Linked DNA regions of Homo sapiens: all the other regions are linked to region 3. The links are chromatin loops, found by intact Hi-C in ENCODE. Cell type or tissue: heart right ventricle. All regions are shown on one strand.

Region 1 (8,000 bases), 160 kb before region 3:
ATAGTCTCCAGGTATAAACATCTTAGGAAAAGTAGCACACTGCAACCTTAATACCTCTGGGTATATTTGGATCAGATCACGTTCTTCCTTGTCAGGAAACAAATGCAGACATCAGTAACACACTGGGTGCCCGAGAGGGAGGTGAAAGTAAGTGAAGAAAGAGGGATGAAACACTGCAGGAGCGGGAGCAGGGGAGCTAGTGATGTTGTCTGAAGGGCTGCCAGAGCCTACAGAGCAAGGAGTAATCAGAGTGCTCCCGGCAGCACTGAGCCTTCCCTTCTTTCTCAGAGAGGACTCCCAGTTGTCAGACCACTGTGCTACATGGGGAGCCTGGACTGTTCCAAATTCCTTACATCTTTTCCTGCCTCTGATTGTCCTCACATTGTCCATCTTCTTCTCTGAGTATCCATTCTGCTTGCAAAATGCCACCTTTTAAGTAAGTAACCTGCCTATTTTTGACCCTAGCATCAAAACTCCTATCCATCCACAGTATGTGAGTGGGAGTGGAAGGCGACAATAAGCCACACAGAGGGGCCTTGTGTAACTGCTTGGTGCTCAGAGGATCTGGACAGAAGCATCTGGGCAGCCTGCCACAGGAAACTTCACAGCAATGTCAATAGTCCTGACGAAAACGAACCTTGACTGCTGGGCAAACTGAGAGGGTGGAAGGACAGAAATGAGCATCACTTGAAATCTACTGATGCCGGAAAAGATATTGTAAAGCAAAATTTAAAATCAAAAAGTAGTTAATAAATTTTGGCCCCTTCTACTGTATGGGTCTGAAAGACAGCCATCACTGGTGGTTTGATACCTGGGGAAGGGGTGAGGGCAGCTTTGAGTGGAGATGATCAAGGCAGGTCTGGAGCCCACACTTGGGAGATGCTTGCATCTGCAAAATGAAGAAAGAACTGCAGTCTCAGAGAAAGTGGGCTCTGCTCTCCTCCCCTAAGGAACCAGAGCAGCAGATGGGTCTCAAGCAGCACTGGACCAGTTTGGCACCTGGTGGGCCAGTTTTCTGCAGCTAAACAAGGACCGGAACAAACAAACAGGGCATCAGATGTGGCCCAGATGCCAGTTCTGTCACTGGGTGTGAAAGCCCAGTGAACGTCACATTTTGAACTGCAAAAGCTCTGGGACTGCATAGGTCCCTGGAACAGGAGGATCCTTAAGAAGATATAAAGAGATACATGCTTGAATGATTAATAAGGAAAAGAGACTATTTGTGACATCAGATTAAAGCAGTTCAAGCCAGCTCTATATCTATAAATATATATAAAATCAATATTAACACATTCAATTTTTTTTGTAGCTAGTTGGGTGATAAGGCAACTCAGGATGGCATCTGAATCAGCATGGTCAAAGAATTTGGTGTGGTGGGGTATCTATGCCTTGAGGGTCTACCATGTGTCAGATGGTAGACCCTCAAGACATGTAGTTATACAGGCCAGATGACATTAAAGTGCTTGACACATACTTTTTAGCTCCCAGATTTTGTTGACCTCCTGGTTTTTGTTGCCCTCTGCAAACAAGTGGATAAAAACAATTTTGGGACAGATGACATTAAGTGCTTGACACATACTTTTTAGCTCGCAGTTTTTGTTGACCTCCTGGTTTTTGTTGCCCTCTGCAAACAAGTGCATAAATACATACAATTTGGTTTTCATTTTTATTTGTAAACTGCTTTTGAAGCAGGATCTTTGTTAAGTAACATTTATTTTTTTCCTGATTTTCAAAGTAATGCATGTTTATTGTTGAGTTTTTTTTTTTTGTTTTTTGTTTTTGTTTTTTGACGGAGTCTCACTCTGTCACCTAGGCTGGAGTGCAGTGGCACGATCTCAGCTTACTGCAACCTCAGCCTCCCGGGTTCAAGTGATTCTCCTGCTTCAGCCTCCTGAGGAGCTGGGACTACAGGTGCATGCCACCATGCCCAGCTAATTTTTTGTATTTTTAGTAGAGACGTGGCTTCACCATGTTAGCCAGAATGGTCTCGATCTCCTGACCTCATGATCTGCCCACCTCGGCCTCCCAAAGTGCTAGGATTACAGTCGTGAGCCACTGTGCCTGGCCAAAATTTTTGAAAATTGAAAAAAAGCATAAAGAAGAAAATAAAAACTATCTATAATACCATCACCCAGAGATAATTACTGCTAACATTTAGTAAATTTCCTTCCATGTTTATTTAGGTAGAGAGATTACAGGTTGTTTTGCTCTGTTCTATTTTTACCCATAACATTATGAGCATTTCTCAATATTATTAAATATTAATTGAATATATTCCATCATATAGATATCTTATTTAACTAATACATTATTTTTTATTTTTTTCCATTTCACAAATAATGTTGTAATAAAAATGTATAAACTTAGCATAATATCTTAGAAGTGAATTTGTTGGCTGAAATCATATGGACATGTTGCAACTCTTGGTTCGACTTGCCAAACTACTGTTCTAAAGGTTGTTTATTTTTTTTACCAGCAATGATGAGCCCCTAACCTCTGCAACACTGTGATTATTTGGAACAGTTTATTTAAGGAATATAATTTATAGTTGGAAAAAACCCTTATTCTGCCACTATGAGAAACTTATAGTAAGGAATGAAAATACAATAATAGATAGAAAACTTTAAAGTTTTTGACTACCACATATTATTGCCAGTCCTGGGTAAGCTGAGTCATGATGTATAAGTCCAGGTACACGACAATATAATTCAAACTGTAAAGATGTAACTTTGCAGTTATATGCAAACGGAACTATGTTTATCTGTATTTCAGTAGTTTAAAAGTCTCTCATTGTAGGATATATGCATTGTCCTTTCAAAGTATCCGCTCCTAGAAGGCAGTGTTGAGTAATTTGTTGTGGTAATTTGTTGTGACAATTCGCCAACTCATCAATATTAACACATTCAATTTTTTTTTTTTTTTTTTTTTTTTTTTTTTTTTTTTTTTTTTTTTAGCTAGATGGGTGATATGGCAACTCAGGATTCTACCTGAATCAGCATAGTAAAGTATTTGGTGTGCTGGGGTAGTTTTTGAACCCATTCTGCTTTTCTTTCCTTTTCCTGACACTTACCTCTTGCAATCCAAGCGAAGAGAGAAGACTGGCTGCTGTTTCTCTGCCCCTTTTCCCTGCAGATCTGTCCCAACTACTCCATCCCAACACTCCCATCTGTCCCACGTCAAGAGGCTGGTTTAGAGGAGTTTATGTGAGGATGATCTCTTCTTTGCCCCCTCTGCCTTTTCTTTCCATTTTTTTTAGGGGAGCCCTGTACTTGGTACTTTTTCTTTGGCTTTTCACTTCTCCCAAAATAGTTATATCTACTTTAGTTACTTGTCATAAGTACAGACACATCTTCTGTAATCTCCATCCTCTTTCCCCACTTCCTTCCAATTCTTGCCCATTTGCTTCAAGAAGGGCTCTCTTCCTTAACATGCTCTCTTCCTATTTCCTTGCTCCTTTCATGAAAAAGCCAACATCTTGGCTGACAAGTCACACACCTTTGTCAAGGAAACAAACAAAATCCTCCATCCACCCTCATGATGGAGGGTACTCCAGCTGCTGGGTCCTTTGGCTGCAGTGTAGACCTAGAGGAAGAGAGAAGCCCAGAGACTGAGCTGGGAGAGTGGGCACAGACTTGACATTCATCTCAGCAAACAGGGTGGAGAAGGGTAAAGCCAAAGCTGGGACTGTGAGGAACAGGGTGGCCAAGAATGCAGTGTGCAGTGGAAGACGGTTTGAATACATTCCAGAGATGGGGAGCAGAGCACTTTAACCTACTCTCCACCCTGGCTTGTGTTGTTAACAGACAATTATTAATGGCCAGGAATGAGTGGACCGTAGCCAGTGTGGCTGACACCTAAAACAGTGTTACAGATCAGTTAACTATACAAGTCCTGCACAGTGGATGCTGGGAGAAAAGGGAAGGAGTGGGAAGAGAAGATAGAGTTGCGGAGTTTTAACCACTGTTGCCAAAGATAGGGGATAGAAGAGAAAGAAAAACAAGGCTCTAATCCTTAAAAAATTTCCCGAAATTCTCTTAAGAAAGTCTTTTCAAAAGTTTCCATTTACATTTCTTCTGTCTTAAACACAAATTTTAACCACAATTACTATTCAGTCAATTAAATGTTTGGTTGTACTTACTGCCTAATATACTTTTCTGCTCTTTCTATAAGCAATGTGTAGTATAAATTTGCTTATCTGTAGAAGTCAATTGGATTAGATGATTTCTAGGATCCCACCTAATCCCCCCAAAGTCTGTAACACTTGTATTTTCACTTGTATTTTATAAGCACTGGTAGCTCATCCTGGGAACCTAACCATCTCGGGTTTTTTTTTTGTTGTTGTTGTTGTTTTATTCTTACAACAGAGATTGCATTATAAGTTCAAAATAACCAACTTATAAAGAAATAAGCAATTGGAAACTAAACTAGTTGTATGATGAATTTCTGCAAGGTATTTGAATATATTTTGAATATACAAAAGAGGATGAACTAGGTAAACTTTATAATCCTTTATACCTTAAAATTCTATAGTATCTTGTAATAAAATACAATGGATAAAGGTTTGCTTATTTTTCAGAAGAGCAGCTACTTTTAAAGTCGTGGCTCTTGAAATTATGAGTTATTATATATTCCTATTAACTTGTCTTTAAGAAACTTGTTTATAATCTCTATATATTTAAAAATACTCAAATTTCCATGCATTTAAAAGTTTATTTAGTCTACAATACACTTCCAAAGCTTTGAATTTCATATCGCAAAATAAGGGAAATTTTAATTATATTTCTGGTAATATGAATATTCTACATGACTCAGTTAATTGTAGGGCTACCACCACACAGAGTGGAAAATTTGTTAAGTATAGAATTGTTCTGAGGCAATAATAGACGAGAATTATATTATACCTTAGATCTTGTAGGTCATAAGCCATAATGTTATTCTTCCTCTCCTCTAAGAACATTTTAAATCTATTCTTTTGTTTGGAATTACTGAAGCATTTTAAAGTAAGAAATCTTTCCGAAAATAATAAATTAATGCTCTTTTAGTGAAATTTTCATTCAAATGTCAAAATCACTACCAACTTCTTACATTTTTTTTTTTTCACTGAAAACTTTTTTTTAGTTTCACAAAGTGGAAATGGTTAAGGTTTTTTTTTTTTTTTTTTTTTTGGGTCAAAAGAATCCCTTATTTTTGCAAATGCTAAAATAATGCACTAATCATTGAGCAGTTTTAATAACAATTTCTTAAAACCCCTTTTAAACATATATTCACTGAATTCAAGAGAAGTATAACACATAGTTGCTCCTTCCAAGGGGGCTTACTGTATACTTAGGATGAACATAATTAAGTAACTAAAGATGCATAAATAACTATAAGCCTTCCATGTGGTACCAAAGAGAAGTGGAATGGGAGTTAGGGAAAGCAGAAGCTACTGAGGGAAGTGGAGCTCACAGTGATCTTCAAGGAAGTTAAACTGGAGTTTTAAAGATGGGAGAAACACTTGTGTCAGTGTTTCTGAAACCTCCAGCACTGACTTGGCTGCTTAGAGCTATCTGTTTAATGGTCCAGACATGGGCTGTGGGACAGAGATCTTGGCCTCAAAGCCTGGCTCTCCCATGTTACCTAAACAGGTAATTTTAGTACCCCATATTTCAGTTTCCTCAGTTCTACCAGAGAATGAAGTGAATAATAGTGCATACTTTATAGCGCTGTTGCGAGGATCAGATGAATTAATACTGATAAAGTGCTACCAGCACTTATTAGGTACTCGATACATGTTAGTTATTATTTTCTTGCACCACTAAAATAGCATTTATCCTTGGGAGGTGAGCTTCAGCCCAGGAGTTCGAGACCAGTCTGGCCAACATGGTGAAATCCTGTTTCTATAAAAAATAGAAAAATTAGCCGGGCATGGTGGCACGCCTATAGTTTCAGCTGCTTAGTAGACTGAGGTGGGAAGATGACTGGAGCCTGGGAGGTTGAGGCTGCAGTGAAAGCCATGATTGTGCCACTGTACTCCAGCCTGGGTGACAGAGTGAGACCCTGTCTCAAAAACAAAAACAACAAAAAAGAGAGTTTACTTAATAGTCCTCATTTTAAAATTAAGGGTCTTTGCTCAAGGAAATGTATTTAAAAGGTATTTTGAGATCGTTATTCTAAATGCATAATGAATCTCATTTGCCTCAATGGAAGATAACCATAAAAACAAATACAAGGAAAACAGTGCTATTAAATTCTAGCTATATACTGAGGCCTGCCAAGGCTCTGAGCTGAAGCCTGTTTCCTCATTGTAAAAAAAAAACAAAAAACAGAATTCAGCAAGTATTAGAAGGATTACAGACATACTGGCACCAATTTAAATTTCCTCCTTCGAAGGACTGAAAGAATTGAAAAGGGAATAGCTTGTTCAGTATGTGGTTTACTGCTATTTAATGCCAACGTGCATCTTCCATCTCGAATCATCTCAGCATGCTTCTGTACTTTGACAGAGCCATCAGAAGACAATGTGAAGGAGCAGTGTTCATTTACCATTGACTGGTCTTGTGTTCAAAGGTGTGTCATATATACTGACTGTATATTGTCAGTGGCATACATTATATTCTATTTTCCATGAATTACAACTTCCATTCAGAAGCACAAAAAAAATTATTCTCTTTCTCTAATTTTTAAACCTGAGAGCAGCCATAAAAAAGAACAGGTTCATGTCTTTCGTGGGAACGTGGATGGAGCTGGAGGCTGTTGTTATCCTTAGCAAACTAACACAGGAACAGAAAATCAAATACCTCATGCTCTCACTTACAAGTGGGAGCTAAATGATAAGAACTCATGGACACGAAGAAGGAAACAACAGACAGCGCGGTCTACTTGAGGGTGAGGGGTGGGAGGACGGAGAGAGGCAGAAAAGACAACTATTGGGTAGTGGGCTTAATACCTGGGTTATGAATTAATCTGTACAATGAACCCCAGTGACACAAGTTTACCTATGTAACAAACCACATGTGCCCCAGAACCTAAAATAAAAGTTAAAAAAAACACACACACACAACTTGAGAGAGGAAATCTGGTTTTCTGAGAGGGGAAATAAACCTGGTGATTTGGCTGTATACTGTGACACACTCTACAACACGGATTAAAATTATGAACACGCCTGTAAAATAAGCTTCTCCCAAATCTACTCCTAACAGGTAAAAACAAAAACTAAGTCAAGAAGGCTTTCAAATTTTTTAAAAAGTGTTTTCAAAATTTAAAACCATACAAGTGATATTTATTTAAGACATCAGAAGTAGCTCTGTCTTGCCCTTACTTTTATATATAAGGAATAAGCCTGGGATGATATTTGCAAGAGATAGAGTTAAGAATAAACACATGAATAATAAATAAAAAAACAGAATTTGATATATTTCTCATACCACTTTCCAAATGGTGTTAAAAATTCAGAATCTGGTGTATTTATTAACCCTTTGTAATTTATTTAAAAATAAATTTTGTGCCTAAAAATCTAATATGAATTACTTTAGGAACATTCTAAAATTACTTCACAATTTACACACTGCTTCAAAACATATTCTAACTCTTAATATTTTATTGAAAATGTTATATATTTAATCAGAAGTAGGCATCACATATTTTAGACACTTCTATTAGGAAATACAATTCATACTAATAACATCTACAAAATACAAAATTCTGCTAGTTCATATTTTCCATTTCATTTATTCAGCAAATATTTATTAAGTGACTAGTATGCGTCAGCCAATGTTCTAGCCACTGAATATACAGCAGTGAATAAAAAATTCTGCCTCTTGGAAATTACACTCATGTCCTTTAGGCTCTTAATGAAATGTAACATGAAATGTGATTTTCCATGTATAAGAAAATTATTTTTATTTTACTATTTGCATTCGACGAAGTATTACAAAAATAATATAGTCTCATTCCTTAGTAGTTTTTATATTCATCTTTTAGAGTGCATGAAAAGACAATCAAAACTATAAACAGAGACA
Region 2 (8,000 bases), 260 kb before region 3:
TATCACCCATACTGGAGTACAGTGGCACGATCATGGGTCACTGCAGCCTCAACCCCCCAGGCTCAAATGATCCTCCCGCCTCAGCCTCCTGAGTAGCTGGGACTACAGACGCATGCCACCAAGCCCAGATAATATATTTTACTTTATGTTTGGTAGAGATAGGGTCTCACTATGTTACACAGGCTCCTTGAGTTACTCCTGTGCTCAAGCAATCCTCCTGCCTTGGCCTCCCAACTTGCTGGGATTACAGGCATGAGCCAGCATGCATACCCAGCATGCATGATCTTTAAATGTTGTTGAATTCAGTTTGATAGTATTTTGTTGAGCATTTTTGGGTTTGAGGTTTATTAGGGATATTGGCCTGTAGTTTTCATTTTTGTGTGTGGGTCCTTATCTGGTTTTGGTGTCAAGGTAATGGTGGCCTCTTAGAATGAGTTTAGATGTATTCCCTCCTCAATTTTTAAAAAGAGTTTGAGTAGAATTGGTATTAGTTTTTCTTTCAATGTTTGGTAGAATTCAGCAGTGAATCCATTAGATCCTGGGCCTTTCTTTGATGGGAGATTTTTTATTATGGCTTCACTCTCATTATTCATCATTGGTTTGGTGAGGTTTTTAATTTCTTCAATCTTGGCATGTTTTATGTATCCAGGAATTTTTCCATTTCTTCTAGGTTTTCTGATTTGTTGGTGAATACTCATTCACATTAGTCTCTAATGATTCCTTGTATTTCTGTGGTCTCAGTTGTTATGTCTCCTTTTCATTTCTGATTTTATTTATTTGGGTCTTCTCTTCTGAATTAGTCTGGCTAAAAGTTTGTCGATTTTATCTTTTCAAAAAAACAATTTCATTTTATATATATGTGTATATATATATATATTTGGTCTCCATTTTATTTAGTTCTGCTCTGATATTTACTACTTCTGTTCTTCTACTAATTTGGGGTTTGGTTTGTTCTTGTTTTTCTAGTTCCTTCTAGTTCCTTTCTAGTTCCTTCAGGGGCATTGTTAGGTTATTTGAAGTCTTTCTACTTTTTGATATAGATGTTTATTGCTATAAACTTTCCTCTTACTACTGTTATTGCTGTATCCTATAGATTTTGGTATGTTGTATTTGTACTTTCATTTGTTTCAAGAAATTCTTACATTTCTTTCTTAATTTCTTGTTTCATTAATTTCTTCATTTGTTCATTTCTTAATTGGTCATTTGGAAGCAAGTTGTTTAATTTTAACAGGTTGATGTAACTATTATTGTTTTTCATAGATATGTCTTTTGGGCTTCATATTAAAGCTGTTAGTAGATTGCACACCACAGTTACAGTATTAGAGTATTCTGGGTTTGCCCACATACTTAATTTTACCACTGGGTTTTAAACTTTCAAATATTTTCTATTTGCAACTTAGTGTTTTTACCTCTCAGATTGAAGAACTCCCTTTAGCATTTCCTGTAAGATGGGGCTGGTGCTGAATTCTGTGAACATTTTTCTGGGAAGGATTTTATCTCTTCTCTATATTTGAAAGATAGCTTTGCAGAATACAGTATTCTTGGATAGCAGTTTTTTTTTTTCTTTTTCTAACAGCACTTTGAAAATGTCCCATTTCCTCCTGGCCTGTATGGTTTTTGTTGAGAAGTCTGTTGCCAGAAAAATTGGAGCTCCTTCATATGTTATTTGTTTCTTTTTGCTGCTTTTGGGATCCTCTCTTTGTCGTCTGAGTTTGATTATTACATGCCTTGGGGTAGTCTTACTAAGGTTAAATCTGTTTGGTGTTCTCTGACCTTCCTGTACCTGGATATTTATCTCTTTCTGTTTTGGAAATTTTTCTGTTATTATTTCTCTGAATAAGCTTTCTACCTCTTGCTCTTGCCCAACTCCCTCTTGAACACACATAATTCTTAGATTTGTTTTGTGTTTTTGAGGTGGAGTCTTGCTCTGTTGCCCAGGCTTGAGTGCAGTGGTGCAATCTTGGCTCACTGCAACCTCTGCCTCCCAGGTTCAAGCAATTCTTTTGCCTCAGCCTCCCTAGTAGCTGGGACTACAGGAGTGCACCACCACACCCAGCTGAGTTTTGTATTTTTGGTAGAGACAAAATTTCGCCATGTTGGCCCGGCTAGTCTTGAACTCCTGACCTCAAGTGATCTGCCCACCTTGGCCTCCCAAAGTGCTGGGATTACAGGTGTGAGCCACTGTGTCCAGCCCTGAGATTTGATTTTTGAGGTAACTTTCTATATCTTGTAGGTGATCTTCCTTTTCATTGTTTTTTTACTTTTTTTTTTCTTCTGGCTGTGTCTTTTTAAATAGCCTGTCTTCAGGCTCACTGATTCTTTCCTCTGCTGAATCTATTCTGCTGTTGAGAACCACTAATGAATTTTTCAGTTTAGCAAATGTGTTTCTCAGTTCTAAGATTTCTATTTGATTTTTAAAATTATTTTAATCTCTGTTAAATTTCTCTGATAAATTTCTGAATTGCTATTCTGTGTTATCTTAGAGATCACTAAGTTTCCCTAAATCTGCTGTTTTGAATTCTTGGTCAGAAAGTTCACATAGCACTGTTTTTGTAGGTTTAGTCACTGGTTCTTTGCTTTGTGTGTCTGGAGAGGTCATGGTTCCCTGTTTACTATAGTTTCTTGTGAATCTATATCTATGTCTTTGTAATGAAGAATTAGTTACTTATTCCAGTCTTCTCTATCTGGCTTGTTTGGGTTTTTACTGTACATGTTTGCTCAGATTCTTTGTAATTTATTTATTGATAGTCTTCCCTCCACCCGTGACTAGGCTGCTATCTTCTTTTCAGCCCTGGATGGTGCCTTAAGCCCAGTTTGCCTGGCACTAATAAATAACCAGAGTGCCACCTGTCCCAAATGAGGGAGGTCCCAAAGTGGGTAGCCTGCTACTGTGAAAAGGCTGGCTAGGAGTTTGTGCCCAGGGTACCTGTGGAACAAACCTCCGACAGCACAGTGCTGATGAACAGTCACTCTCATTTGATATCTCTTTTGGCCAAGTCACTGAGCAGAGTTTTTAGGTGGGATGGTTGTCCTCTCTTTTTGCCCCTGTCTCTGGCTGTTCTCAAGGATATTTCTCCCTGGCTCACAGTTTTTACACTGGAAAAGTGAGATTGAGGTGGACAATCAGCTTTCTCACCATCTTGGGTTCCCTGGCAGGAGTCCTGTTCCTGCCTCAACCCTTGGGAAGCATCAGCAGTGCCTGAAATACCACACACTTGGTGACAGGCAGATTGAGGAGAGGTGCATTGTAAATATGTAAGTTCAATTCTCTTACCACCTGCTTGTAATTTTTTCACTTCTCTGTGGCTTCAGGAACTGTCTCATCCTCCTATTGGAGTTCAGGAATTTTGCTGGTGATAATGTTAGGGGCTGTATATTTGTTTTTGGGTTTCTGTAGAAAAAAAGTGAAGCCAGCTTGCTTATAACCCACCATTTTGGAACCAGAAGTCTCATAAATTCTTTAATTCCATTAGACTATTTCCATGTGATGTGAAAAAGATGACAATTCAATTTTCAGCCTCTGCTTTTTTATTTCTATGGTTCTTGCTCTTTATAACTAATTAATTTTCAGTAACTGTCATGGGCTATAATCAGTCACTATGAATCAGAAGTAAAATTCAGCTCATGTGAGAAATTATTTAGGAGCTTTCACTTAGCTTTTAGGTAGAACATTTAATTAAGTTAAAAGAAAATGGCAAAGTTCTACTACTTTAGGTTCTTTGATAAAGAAAAATTTAGTCTGTTACTGCAATAATACCAGCCAATGCCATAAAGATTACAGAGGCTATGTGTCATCATTTCTTTCTTTCAAAAATCCCCAGTTTTAGAATTTTACTCATTAAAAGACAGAGTATCTGAGACTTCTCCATAAAAGAATAAAAATAGAAGTTGATTTGTTGTATCACGTTTTTCTTAGCATATTTCATTTAGAAAATATTTTGAAATTGACTTGCCATATACTAGTTCAGTAATTTTAATAAGTCATGTCAAAACTAATAAATAGGTTATTTCAATAAAAATAAATGATATTGTATAGGATTAGAATAAATATAATTTATTAAGAAAAAGGTAATATGTCCTCTATAATAAATTGCTAAAGCTCTTGGTAAAAAAAAATTGGTTAAATTCCTGTAAGTTGAGAGATGTGGAATTTTTTTAAGTTGTGATTCTCAAATTTTGGTGTGAATGAGAGTCCCATCTCTAAAGATTCTTATTCAGTAGGTCTGATATATAGCTTGGGGATTTACATTTATGATTCTGAAGCAAATATTCTTTTGACTATACTGTATTAGTGGTGAGAAAAAATACTCAAAAGTGATTGGTGATTACTGAATCATGGCTGGAAAATAGTATTAATGGGAAAAATAGTATAATCAGTTAATCTGAAAAAAGCAAAGTTGAACAAATACAGTGCATCTAAGAGTACATTTAAGGTAACTAAGATACAGGAAACTGGTCACCAGTTATTTATTATTTTTTTAAAAAGTAGCCAGGTGTGGTGGTTCATGCCTGTAATACCAGCACTTTGGGAGGCCATGGCAGGAGGATCACTTGAGCTCAGGAATTCTAGACTAGCCTAGTCACCATAGTGAGACACTGTCTCTACCCCCGCAAAAAAAAAAAAAAAAAAAAAAATTAGCTGGGTGTAGTGGCACACACCTGTAGTCCCAGCTACTCAGGAGGCTGATGTAGGAGGATCACTTGAGCCAGGAGTTCAAGCCACAGTGAGCTATGATTACGCCACTGCATTCCAATCTGGGCAACAAATCAAGACCCTGTCTCAAAAGTAAGTAAATAAATAAAACAAAAAAGTAAGAAAAAAAAAGATTTATTTTTCAGTTAGTAGGTTTAGGATTACACTATAAATAAAATTTCCCAGCATTGGGACTCTAGTTTGTCTCTTGCTTTGACACCATCCGATCTCACCAACTCCACTTCACTTGATTCCTAAGGAGCCTCTGCCAAAGTTTTCTTTGCAACTAACACACCATTAGGAAACATTTTTTTCAATCAGCCATTCTCTACTATCTAGCGTTCTCTTTTTTCCCCCCACTGGGGTAATTTCTTTTAAGATGATTTACAGTGAGAGAAGATGAGTTATATTTCAAAGTTTATTTTCTTTCAAGGAAACCTACAAACAGCAGATATCCGTTTAGTTTAAGTTACTTAACTGCCTTTCTTAGTCGTTTTTTGATAATGAAAGAGATTTATGTATGATTCAGGAACCTTTCAATTCAGTTAAGACATCGGGATTGTCTCTTCTAGCTTTCAGTTCTTGATCATGCACTTCAGAATATCCCCAGCAATCACAATCTATGCAGAAAATTCTTCAATCTATTTTCTTTCATGTGTTTTTGGAAAGAACTCAAATATTTTTAAAAAGGGGTGGGTGGAGGTTGGGGAACAGAGATATAACAGTGTCTCAGATTTTGTTCTGCTTCTATGTTCTCTCTCTCTCTTTCCCTCTCCCTCTCTTTCTTTTTCTTTTTTAAAGTCAGTTCTCCAGAGCCTCTGTTTTCATTATTGCTGTCTCTTTGTACTCCGTATCTGGCTACATTCAAGTATGTTACAGAGTTTTTATACAGATCTTTCACTCCCTATTTTTCTAGCACATTATTGCTGGTCATAGGAGTGGAATGTCAAAGAAAACGCAACCCAGTGTGGGAAAGAAATTTATAATCTAGATACTCCTAGTATTTTATTTTACAAAGAAAATTGACATAATAGAATCTATTTGTTCTACACTGTTTCTATAACAAAATCACAATTTCTAGATTAGTCATGTTTCAAAAGAAACCGTGGAAAGTGGAATGTATAAATAATTCAACAAATACACAGTCAGCCCCTCCATATCTGTGTGTTCCGCATCCATGGCCTTACTCAACCACAGACAGAAAATTTTTTTTTTTAAAAAAGAAAAGATGGCTGCATCTATACTGAACACATACAGACTGTTTTCCCTTGTTAGTCCCTAAACAATACAGTATAACAACAATTTGCTTGGGATTTACATTGTATTAGGTATTATAAGTAAACTAGAGCTAATCTAAAGTGTATGGGAAGATGAATGTAGGCTATATACAAGTACTTACTGCAACATTTTATATCAGAGATTTGACTGTCTCTGGATTTTTGTATCATGGGAGGTCCTGGAATAAGTCTCCCACAGATACTGAGGGACGACTATACTTCTAAGTTTTGCTAATGTCGTTAATCATATTTTGCCAATAAAGTCCATCTACCTGAAATTAGATATATTTTTGCTTACACTATGCAAAGTCTCTAACGTTAGATGAAAATGAATAATTATTATTATTTGGTACATTTCAGTTACTTCCCCTACCCCCACCCCCATTTTATTACATCTGTTTACTGTGATTTATAGGTCCTGTCCTTAGCAATAGAGTCAAGAAATCTACCTGTATTGTTGAGGTATATATTAGCTAGGATATTTCCAACTACAAGTAACAAAATGTATAACTAAAAGTGTCTTAAACAAAACATTTATTATGTTGTGTGCACGGAAGTCTCAAAGCCAGTTGATTCAGTAGCTTAAGCATGCTCCCAAGGACCCAGGCTGTTTTCAGCTTCTTTCCACCACTCTCCACTTGTTGGACTTTGTCCTTAAGCTTTTGCCTTCATAATTGAAAAAGGCCGTCCTTGCTGCTGACACTGGGTTCTCACACAATCACAACCAAATATAGGGAGGACTATCTCCCTTTTCATCTCTTGAATGGGGAAGAAAAGACTTTCTTGAAAGCTCTCATCTTCACCTTCTCGTCAGACTCCTCAGACTTTCTGGTCCCATGTATTTTGGTAGCCTATACCCTTGCTAAAAGCGGTGGAGCGAGTGTCTGGTATTTTTAAACTTTATAGTGGGAAGTGGTTTCATAGAAGACAAAAACTGGAATAGTAATAGGCAGTGGAGAAAATCACTATGGTGATATTTTTGACAGCTCCCCAGAGCCTTCATAAATGTGTGAAAATGGTAATCTGAAACTTTATGGTGACTTAATAAATGAGTTTTATTCATTATTCTAAACTTTGACAAATGTATTTTCTATTTTGAAATATACACACTGACTCAAAATGGGAGTTGCTTCTGCACCAATTATGTATTTTTCCCCTATTAATCCTGTTGAGTAGATTGAGATAACATCTTTATTTTAAATCATTCAATTTCCTAAATAGCAAAATTGCAAATACTTTTTATTCTTTTGTTTTTGAGATGGAGTTTTGCTCTGTCACCCAGGCTGGAGTGCAGTGGTGCCATCTTGGCTCACTGCAACCTCCACCTCCTGGGTTCAAGCGATTCTCGTGCTTCAACCTCCTGAGTAGCTGGGACTACAGGTGCACTGCACCACACCCAGCTAATTTTTTTTCTTTTTGTATTTTTTAGTAGTGATGGGGTTTCATCATGTTGGCCAGGCTAGTCTCAAACTCCTGACCTCAGGTGATCCGCCCACCTTGGCCTCCCAAAGTGCTGGGATTACAGGTGTGAGCCACCGTGCCCATCCACAAATACTTCTTATTCTTATAATAAAATAAGAAAAATTCGATAAAGGAGGATGGGTTATCATGAGGAAAGTAAGGAAAAGATAATAGGAATGGCAGAAAAAGAAAGAGGAGATAAAAAAGGAGAGGTGGGGTGGAAAGAGCAGTGACTAATCCAGATGGTCCAGTGTGAGAAAGCTGGGTTAACTAGGTCACTTGCCACTTGGAATGACAGGCAGGATAAGCCATTAAGACAGTGGAGCAAATAGAAGGAAAGAGGGAGGATGTAGACTCCTTTTTCAGGCATGCATTCTGCAGGTTAGAATTTGTCTCTCCTAACCACATTGTGGTTGTGTCCCTGGAACTACATGTTCATATATCTTGGCATTAGGATTCTGATGGCACTCCTTTTTTTTTTCTTTTCACTTAAAGATAATTTGCCTAACACTAATGTTTAAAACAATCCATTTAAAATTTAAGCCTCTTAACTTATTTCAGCAATAATT
Region 3 (8,000 bases):
AAAAGACATTATCCCTCACTGGGAACAAAACACTACTGCATTAATTTAGACAATAGGTTTTCATAGAATCACATGATCAGCAAGAAGTATATAATTATTCTTCAGCCACCTGAGAAATCTTTACCTATAGATTCATGCCCTCTATGGCCAAAATCTCCAAGAAGTGTTTCCTACTTTTATTATTCTTAGCCATATTGTTAAGAATGTTCTTTTGTTTAACTAATTTAAGCTGCTGTCTTCAGTGGAAATGGAGAACAATACATGAATTGCTTGCTTACTGATCTTTTGTTTAGTTGTGAAGGCTCACAAATTCACAATTAAGCCTTCTTTTCATCAGGTTAATAATAAATAAGTTGTCATTATAAACTACGTCTCATAACCATTTGCTGTATATTTGTCATTCTTCTTCTCTGAACACAATTAGACCACTGTATGATAGAATAGTTATTTGCCTTTGCTTTAACATGTTATCTAAAGATAAAAGTGCATTGCTTAAGATTGAGGTCATCATTTTAAGGTATGATTACATTCACATGCAAGCACTTTCCATTTTTTTCTTACTTTATAATTTTAAGATATAAAATGTAGTCACTGGGTTATTAAATATAATTACCTTGCCTTATATCTGAAAGCAGAATGCAAACATAAAGCTTTTTTGCTTTGGTAATTTCCATAATTTCACACATAGCATTAATAAGGCCCTGGGTGTAATTCAGATGTACAGATTGCACCCACAATACCTTAAACATAAGCTTTTCTCAGAGCAATCGTCACTGAAGCACCAATTCAGATAACAGAATTAGTCATTAACTCTTCAGGCAGCCTTTATATTTTCTTTATGTAGTATTTTCTATACTCGTCGTAATATTGTGCCATTTTTACTAGCTAGTTAAGATTTCACTGCATAAACACGAGCTGAATATATTCATGTCAAAGATAATCATTTCTTTAAAAGGTTTCTTTGTCAGGTATTCATTAAAGTACGTTTCACATCAAAATGATAGTCACTAATATAGAGCAAACATCTTATCCATTTGGCAGGTTTCAAAAAATTCAAATTTTATGAGTACTATATTAAATCCTCGGCCTATATTGTGTCTCCTTAATAGTATAAAGATCTGTTTTATGAATGCATACATTGGTGGGCATACAAAGCGGAATAACCTGTGTGTTATACACAAAGATAGGAGACCACAGTAGAGATGATGTTCATGTATGCACTGGAAACTGCCTATTGGAAATATCTGCTTGCACCAATGCTATACTTACTAAACCGTGCTTCCACTTTCTCAGTATTAATCTTCAGAAAGCCATTTTGTGATAAATTCCCTAAATAAAGGCTTCTCCCCAGCTGATGTTTACCACTCCACGCTGCATGAAGCACTGGCATTTTGCTTCAAGACAGGAGGTAACAGGAATAAAAACAGTGCCAGCTACATTTCCTCCGGATCAAATATGTGAATGTTGTGAGCATTGTAATGGGTAGCGTGGGTGACACAGAATTTCACAAAAGCACCCACACAAAGAGCAGCCCTTCAGAAGGCAAAGCAGATACCATTTTATCTCATTTTAAAGCAGCTCATAACCATCTCCAGGATTTCTATGGAAGCTTTCGGACACAAAGTTTTTTACCTAACCCGTTGGGATATGATGAATTTTTAGGAGGGCAGTTTGATTTCTAGATAGTGGGAAGGAAAATAGAAACGGGCAAGAATTGAGATCATAGCTGTACATATCTCCTTCTCTGAAGGAGTAAAATGAGAACAATAGCCTTTATGTATAGTGATATAGACACTGAGAGTCATTAAATTAATGCAAGTATAAAAATGAATCCCCAATCTTAGATTACTTCATAGGAGAGACCCATATCTACTCTGGGGGCTTGGTGGCTTTTGGGGGTGTCAAGCTATATGGGTAAGTCACAGACCCCAATCCATGTCTTTCTGTGGTGATGTGTGAGACCCTAACCAGGCACTGCTGCTGCAGAAGCCCCGCCTCCCAGTTGATCTCTTGGGACTCTGACTGGCCTGACTGTGAATATGTCAATCACAATTATGTATGCAGCTCTGTGGTTGGTTGTCTGATTTTAAGTGATCTTTGGCTTTATTTGGTTTTGTTTTTTGGCATGTGCGTGTGTGTGTGTGTGTGTGTGTGTGTGTGTCTTTGTGTGTGGCGGGGGGTTGTTGCTGTTGCTTTGTTTTTCTGGCAACATAAAGCATATATCTAAAGTGAGTGTTGGCTTTCAAAAATTGTAACCTGACATATCCCCCACTTTAGTGTCACTTCTTGGAATATTTTGGGGCGTATCTTTTAGAATTCCTGAGGCACATTATTTTCTATATCCTGACTACTATCAATCTTCATTATTTGAAAGGAGATTTAATTTTATTCTATTTTATTTTCTATTTTGTGTATGTATGTTTTGTAAAAATTGTGGTAAAATACACAATACACAAAATACAATATAAAATGTACCAATTTAACCATTTTAAAGTGCACAATTCAGAGGCATTTAGTACATTCACAATGTTGTGCAACCATCACCATGATTTAGTTCCTCAACATTTTCATCACCCCCAAAGAAAACCTCATACTCACTCATTAAGCAGTAGTCACTTCACAGTATCCCTCCTAGCCCCTGCTAACCACTGCTTTGCTTTCTACCTCTCTGGATTTGCCTATTTTTTATATTTATCATAAATGGAATTTACAACATGTGTCCTTCCGTGTCTGGTTTCTCTCACTTAGTGTCATGTTTTCAAGGCTCATCCATGTTGTATCTGTATTTATTTTAAAGCAATAGGAAATTATCTGGTGTCTAGTCTGGTCAATAAGCTGGATGTATACTGTTTGAAAAAAGTTTAAGTGATATTGCAAAGTAATGAGATTATTTATCCTATGAGACTCATGTCTTGAATATACAGATTCTATTTACACTAAAAAAAACCCCACACACAACAAATAAATGCTACAATACATTATTACCTACACTCTATGCATATTGCTTGATTACTGCCAAGTAGATTTTACAAGGTCTTCTTTGGAAGGGGAAAGGTTTGGCCAAAGGATGTTAGACTCAACATGTTATAGTAAAATTATGATACACTCCCTAATGAAAGAGGTGAAATATATGCAAATCAGATCTTGGGTGACTGTAAGGTAAAATATGTAAATTAGGCCTTTGTAGTCTGTGTTTGTAATGTCCCTCCCTTTTAATTGTCCACTCTTCTGTTCTCCCCTGAGAGTGAAATACCTGTTTAATAAAATAAATCATCCTAAAATATTTGTGAATTAATGAACTTAAAAATTAATAAGGACGTTCTTGCTTAATTCTACAAAATTAACTGACTTTTGATCAAGAAATGGAGAGAAATGTTCAGAGAAGGATCCTTCCTTGTCTCCTCAAATCATACCACATGGACCAGTGTGGTTCTCAAACTTCTATGTGCCTAAGAATCATCTTGATATTTGTAAAAAATAGTTTCCTAGGCCCCAGAGATTCTGATATGATATGGGTGAGGATCAGAAATTTATACTTCTAATAAATATCCTGGGTCAGTGGGTCTTATCCACTGGTGTGCATCAGAATTACCCTGAGGACTTGTTAAAACACAGATTGCTGGATCCCACTCCCAGAGTTTCTGTTACAGTAGGTCTGGAGTAGGGCCTGAGAATTTACCTAACAAGAACTCTGCTGATGTTGATGATGCTGGTTGAGGATCATGCTTTCACAACAACTGTCTTAGGTAATTCTAAAATAATTGTGCCTTGGCTACACTTGAAGACATATTGATAAACTAATCACACTTCTGCAAATCAGGTTAAGTCTATGTGGTAGCCTGCAATGAAGAAGCGTAGATTTTGACAATAGTAGAATGAAATAAAACTCTATTCCTAGCTGTGGAAGCATCAGTAATTTTCACAACCAATTGTAATAGGGCAGTATTTTAACGTAAGAAATCAGTTAAGTACCTAAAAACAATGCATCAAAAACAATATTTTCTTTTGACTTTCAGTTGTACCTGTGAAAGTTTGTAAATTATTGTTGTAGATTTAATTTAAAATAATATACCAAAAAACCCAACGACAACCGAAGCACTGAGAAAATCATTGTTTAATGGCTTCAATTAGAAAACTGATTCAGGGGTACAGCCTGCTGGAGGTTTCTGATATTGCAAAGGAGAAAATTGTTAAGGAAGTTTTATCACTTAATATCTTTTATTATAAACATTTCTTTTCATGTTTTTTACAAGCATGACATAATGGAAACATCGTGAACTTTAGAGGGTTCAAGATCTTCCTTTGCCTTGTGATCTTCCTTGCTATGTGACCTTGGGCAAACTACTCAAGCTTCAGGTTTTCAGTCTGTATAATGGGGTAACGTGAAAATTTCTACTCAGCAGAACTGCTTTGAGAATGAAAACATTTAAATTCCCAGAACAACAACACTGGACTAATTGCAGAACCTGTGTTCTTTACATACACATATACATATACATACATACATACATACATACACACACACACACAGACACACACCCCAACAAACAGAAAATTACTTTCTGACCATCCTTCTACACAAGTTGCCCAAACTGAATTCTGCATCAAAGCAACATTTATCAAGACATGCAGAGACTCCGTGTTAGTGCTTCTCTGCATGTTGACTTCTGATGGCTGTATGCTTTAGCAAATTAGAAAAGATTGGAATCTGGAAGAGTCACATAATTTTTGCAGGTATTAAAACTTATGTGAAGTTAACAATTAACTTATACGGTGAAAGCTGGGTGCAGTAGCACGTGCCTGTAATCCCAGTTACTGGGAAGACTGCATGAAGATCTCTTGAGTCCAGGAGTTTGAGGCCACAGTGAGCTATGATTGTGTGCCACTTCACTCCAGCCTGGGGAGAGAGACCCCTGTTTCTTACAAAAAAAAGAAAGAAAGAAAGAGAGAGAGAGAAAGAAAGCAAGCAAGCAGGGAGGGAGGGAGGAAGGAAGAAAGAAAGGAAAGAAGAAAGAAAAAGAAGAAGGAAAGAGAAAGAAAGAAAGAAAAAGAAAGAAGAGAGAGGGAGGGAGGGAGAGGGGAGGAAAGAAGGAAGGAAGGAAGGACGGAAGGAAGGAAGGAAGGGAAGGAAGGAAGAAAACAAGAAAACCTTAATGATGAAGTGAAACATCCCAGCTGAGTAACTTTCTGTAAGTAAAATTGTACATTTTTTTAAGTAAAATCTATACTCAGTGCCCAGAGTCAGTTCCTTGTGCTGGGAGAGGACACTTGTCAACTGGTTCCTACCTAAGATAAGCAACAGAAAGGAAGAGCACATTAATGCCAAAGCTCAAACTGTGGCGTCTCTGGCCCCCAACCATGCTAAGGAACTCACATCTTGAGGCCCTCAAATCACCCTGGCGATGTGTGGGGCATCCGTGGTGGTCTCATGGATGGCTGGCAACAGGTTCATTTGTGTTTTCACTATGGCCTCCTGTATCACAGAGATGTGATACAGTGATCTACATTGGGCCTGGGAATCTGCATTAAAATAAGCACTCTAGGAGATTCTGATAGGAATGAATGACGAAAGGCATATAAGGGTTGCACAATGTAGGAAAAATCATGCGTTGAGAGACCCAGCAAAGATTAGTTTTTCTGCTCCAGCTTGCTGCACTTATTGGAATGGAGTCAAGTAGTACATCTATACTCAGTGGGAACTCTGATTGAATATCAGTTATGATTGCCAGGAGACACTCTGATTCAAGCTAAGTGTGCCCTTAGGGTTCTGGTGTTGCAAACTCGGTGGTTTATTGGCCATTGCTGCAGTAAAAGACCATTATGAGGGTGAACTAATTCTGCCTTCTTATCTGCTGCCCACCATGAATCAAATCAGGTTGTTTAAGCTAGCCCAGGGTCCAGCACAGAGTGTTGCACAAAGAAGGTATTCAGTAAATATATATTGAACAGAATCCTTGTGGCACCACGATACCAGTTACATCAAAGGTTGGAGTTTAATTGAAAGATATATTTACTGGGCCCTGTATTGAGGACCAAGCAGCCCTTCCAAGCACTGGATGCCCATCTGCTGTAGCTTTTCTCCAGGTAACTCAGGAGTAGGAGTTTTAGGAAGTTTGAGTCCTAATGTGCCCCCCAAAAAACTAGCTGCATTTTCAGATTATAACTCTGGCTTACCACCATTTACTTATGGCAGCTTGTGAAAAATCACATTCTATTGATATTCTTAAAGTAGAGCTACACTGGCACTTGGGCAAGGTTGGGGTGAAGAGCAAAAAAAATTAGGATTCAATATATTGGATAATTATATGGGGATTAAGCAGGTTCTGTCATTGATGGTCATTAGTTTAGTGGCCAGGCGTTAAAGAATGGTGTTAGATCTCTCTCTCTCTCCTTTTTTTTTTTTTTTAACCTTGAGCAATACTGTTTAGCGTTCTTAAAGTGATATGGACTGACTTACCCAGGTTACATGATAGTTCCCTCTTAATCAATGAATATGGATTGCTTCACTTTTAATTGCTCTAAAATCTGTAGGAGACAGATGACAGTGCCTTGTCTTCCAGGGTCACAATAACAGAACTATTGACTACTAAGAATTAATGAAAAAAATAGTTTGATAAAAAAAGAATTGTTTTAATCTGTTAAAAATGGTTTGAGAAACTTTTTTTTTTGAGACAGAGTCTCACTCTGTTGCCAGGCTGGAGTGCAGTGGCACGACCTCGGCTCACTGCAACCTCCACCTCCCGGGTTCAAGCGATTCTCCTCCCTCAGCCTCCCAAGTAGCTGGGACTACAGGAGCATACCACGCCCAGCTAATTTTTGTAGTTTTAGTAGAGACAAGGTTTCACCATGTTGCCCAGGATGGTCTCAATCTCCTGACCTCATGGTCCGCCTGCCTCGGACCCCCAAAGTGCTGAGATTACAGGCATGAGCCACTGCACCTGGCCTTAAGAAACTTTTATAATATTCTCCTATTTACTATGAATTTTAAACCACATGCATTTTTCTGTCTACTTTAAGATAAATTATTGTTAAAGAAAAAATAAAATTACAGAGATGTTATTTATATTTACTTTTAAGAGAAAGTAGTCAGAGTCATGTGATCATAGGAATAGACATTTTCTATCTAGCCTAGCCTGAGAATTAGGTGATATGCCATATTCTTCCTGTGCCATCTAGTGGGAGACTCAAATGGTTTTATGTGAGTTTTGTATAGATTGTCATTAATTTTTTAAACTTTTCATTTGTAGCAAATCAACCAGATTAATAACTGGTATATATCAAATTAGAGGTGGAAACCAAAACTGAAACAGAGAAAACAAAGTACAAACTATGTCTTCTGTTACAAACAACTTTATGGCAGGGTGTGCTCAAGCTTCCAGCTCTCATCACTAATGATGCCAATGGAGAGTCCATGGATAAAATCTAGGCAATAACCAGTATTGGTAAATCATGATAGTATAATATGATGATGCATCTGATTTAATCAGCCAAGAACATCCTAAAGACAGTATTCCTAGATTTAAATAGAATAGAATGCCTTTCACATGCTGTTTCCTGTCTTTACACTTCCCTTCTCTGCATGATGAAATTTTGCTCATCTTTCAAGAGTCCTCAGGCCTTTGATAGCTGTATGCTTCAGTGAATTAGAAAAGATCATGTATCATCTCCTCTGTGAAACTTGTCTTTTTTCACAATCTGCCTGCATATAATACATAGATAAACAGACACAGACACACACACTGCAGCAGGTCTAAATGGTCCCTGCCTGTTGTTCCAGAGTACTTTGTGCGCATGCTTCTGTTACCACATTAACTCATATGATAGTTTTCACAGATTGAGCTGCTTGAGGACAAGGGTCATGTGTTCATCTTTGGGTTGTACACCACCTTGAATGAATGAAAGGACAAAAGTCTTTATAGAGTCATCACTGCTGCCCATTTCTCTGCCTCACTTGGTTGTAGAAGCCACTTACATCCAAGTTCCAATGACTGGGCTGCGGA

What was found. Peaks named below come from ENCODE experiments on the same cell type or tissue, not always from the same donor. Only the 100,000 strongest peaks of a DNase experiment are listed, where the experiment ranks them.
Region 1: it touches region 3 in a loop (3-fold over the local background); 11 of 110 quality-filtered maps call a loop at or near these places.
Region 2: it touches region 3 in a loop (2.7-fold over the local background); 10 of 110 quality-filtered maps call a loop at or near these places.

Annotation. Positions count from the first base shown.
Region 1 is chr2:190,637,881-190,645,880 of GRCh38, forward strand. NEMP2-DT (NEMP2 divergent transcript) reads left to right here. Exons shown (of 5, transcript NR_183903.1): 5 at 466-1,648. It also overlaps a transcript of NEMP2 not described here. Among named protein-coding and RNA genes, the nearest start is that of NAB1, 7.2 kb to the right of the region's middle. RefSeq lists an enhancer at 1-37. In heart right ventricle, no CTCF peak of the experiment used is centred here; a DNase peak (open chromatin) is centred at 557; H3K4me3 peaks cover 9 bases; H3K27ac peaks cover 5,371 bases.
Region 2 is chr2:190,540,319-190,548,318 of GRCh38, forward strand. All of the region lies in intron 1 of NEMP2-DT (NEMP2 divergent transcript), which reads left to right. It also overlaps a transcript of NEMP2 not described here. Among named protein-coding and RNA genes, the nearest start is that of NEMP2-DT, 9.5 kb to the left of the region's middle. In heart right ventricle, no CTCF peak of the experiment used is centred here; no DNase peak of the experiment used is centred here; H3K4me3 peaks cover 783 bases; H3K27ac peaks cover 1,301 bases.
Region 3 is chr2:190,800,258-190,808,257 of GRCh38, forward strand. No RefSeq gene overlaps it. Among named protein-coding and RNA genes, the nearest start is that of GLS, 77 kb to the right of the region's middle. In heart right ventricle, a CTCF peak has its summit at 4,158; no DNase peak of the experiment used is centred here.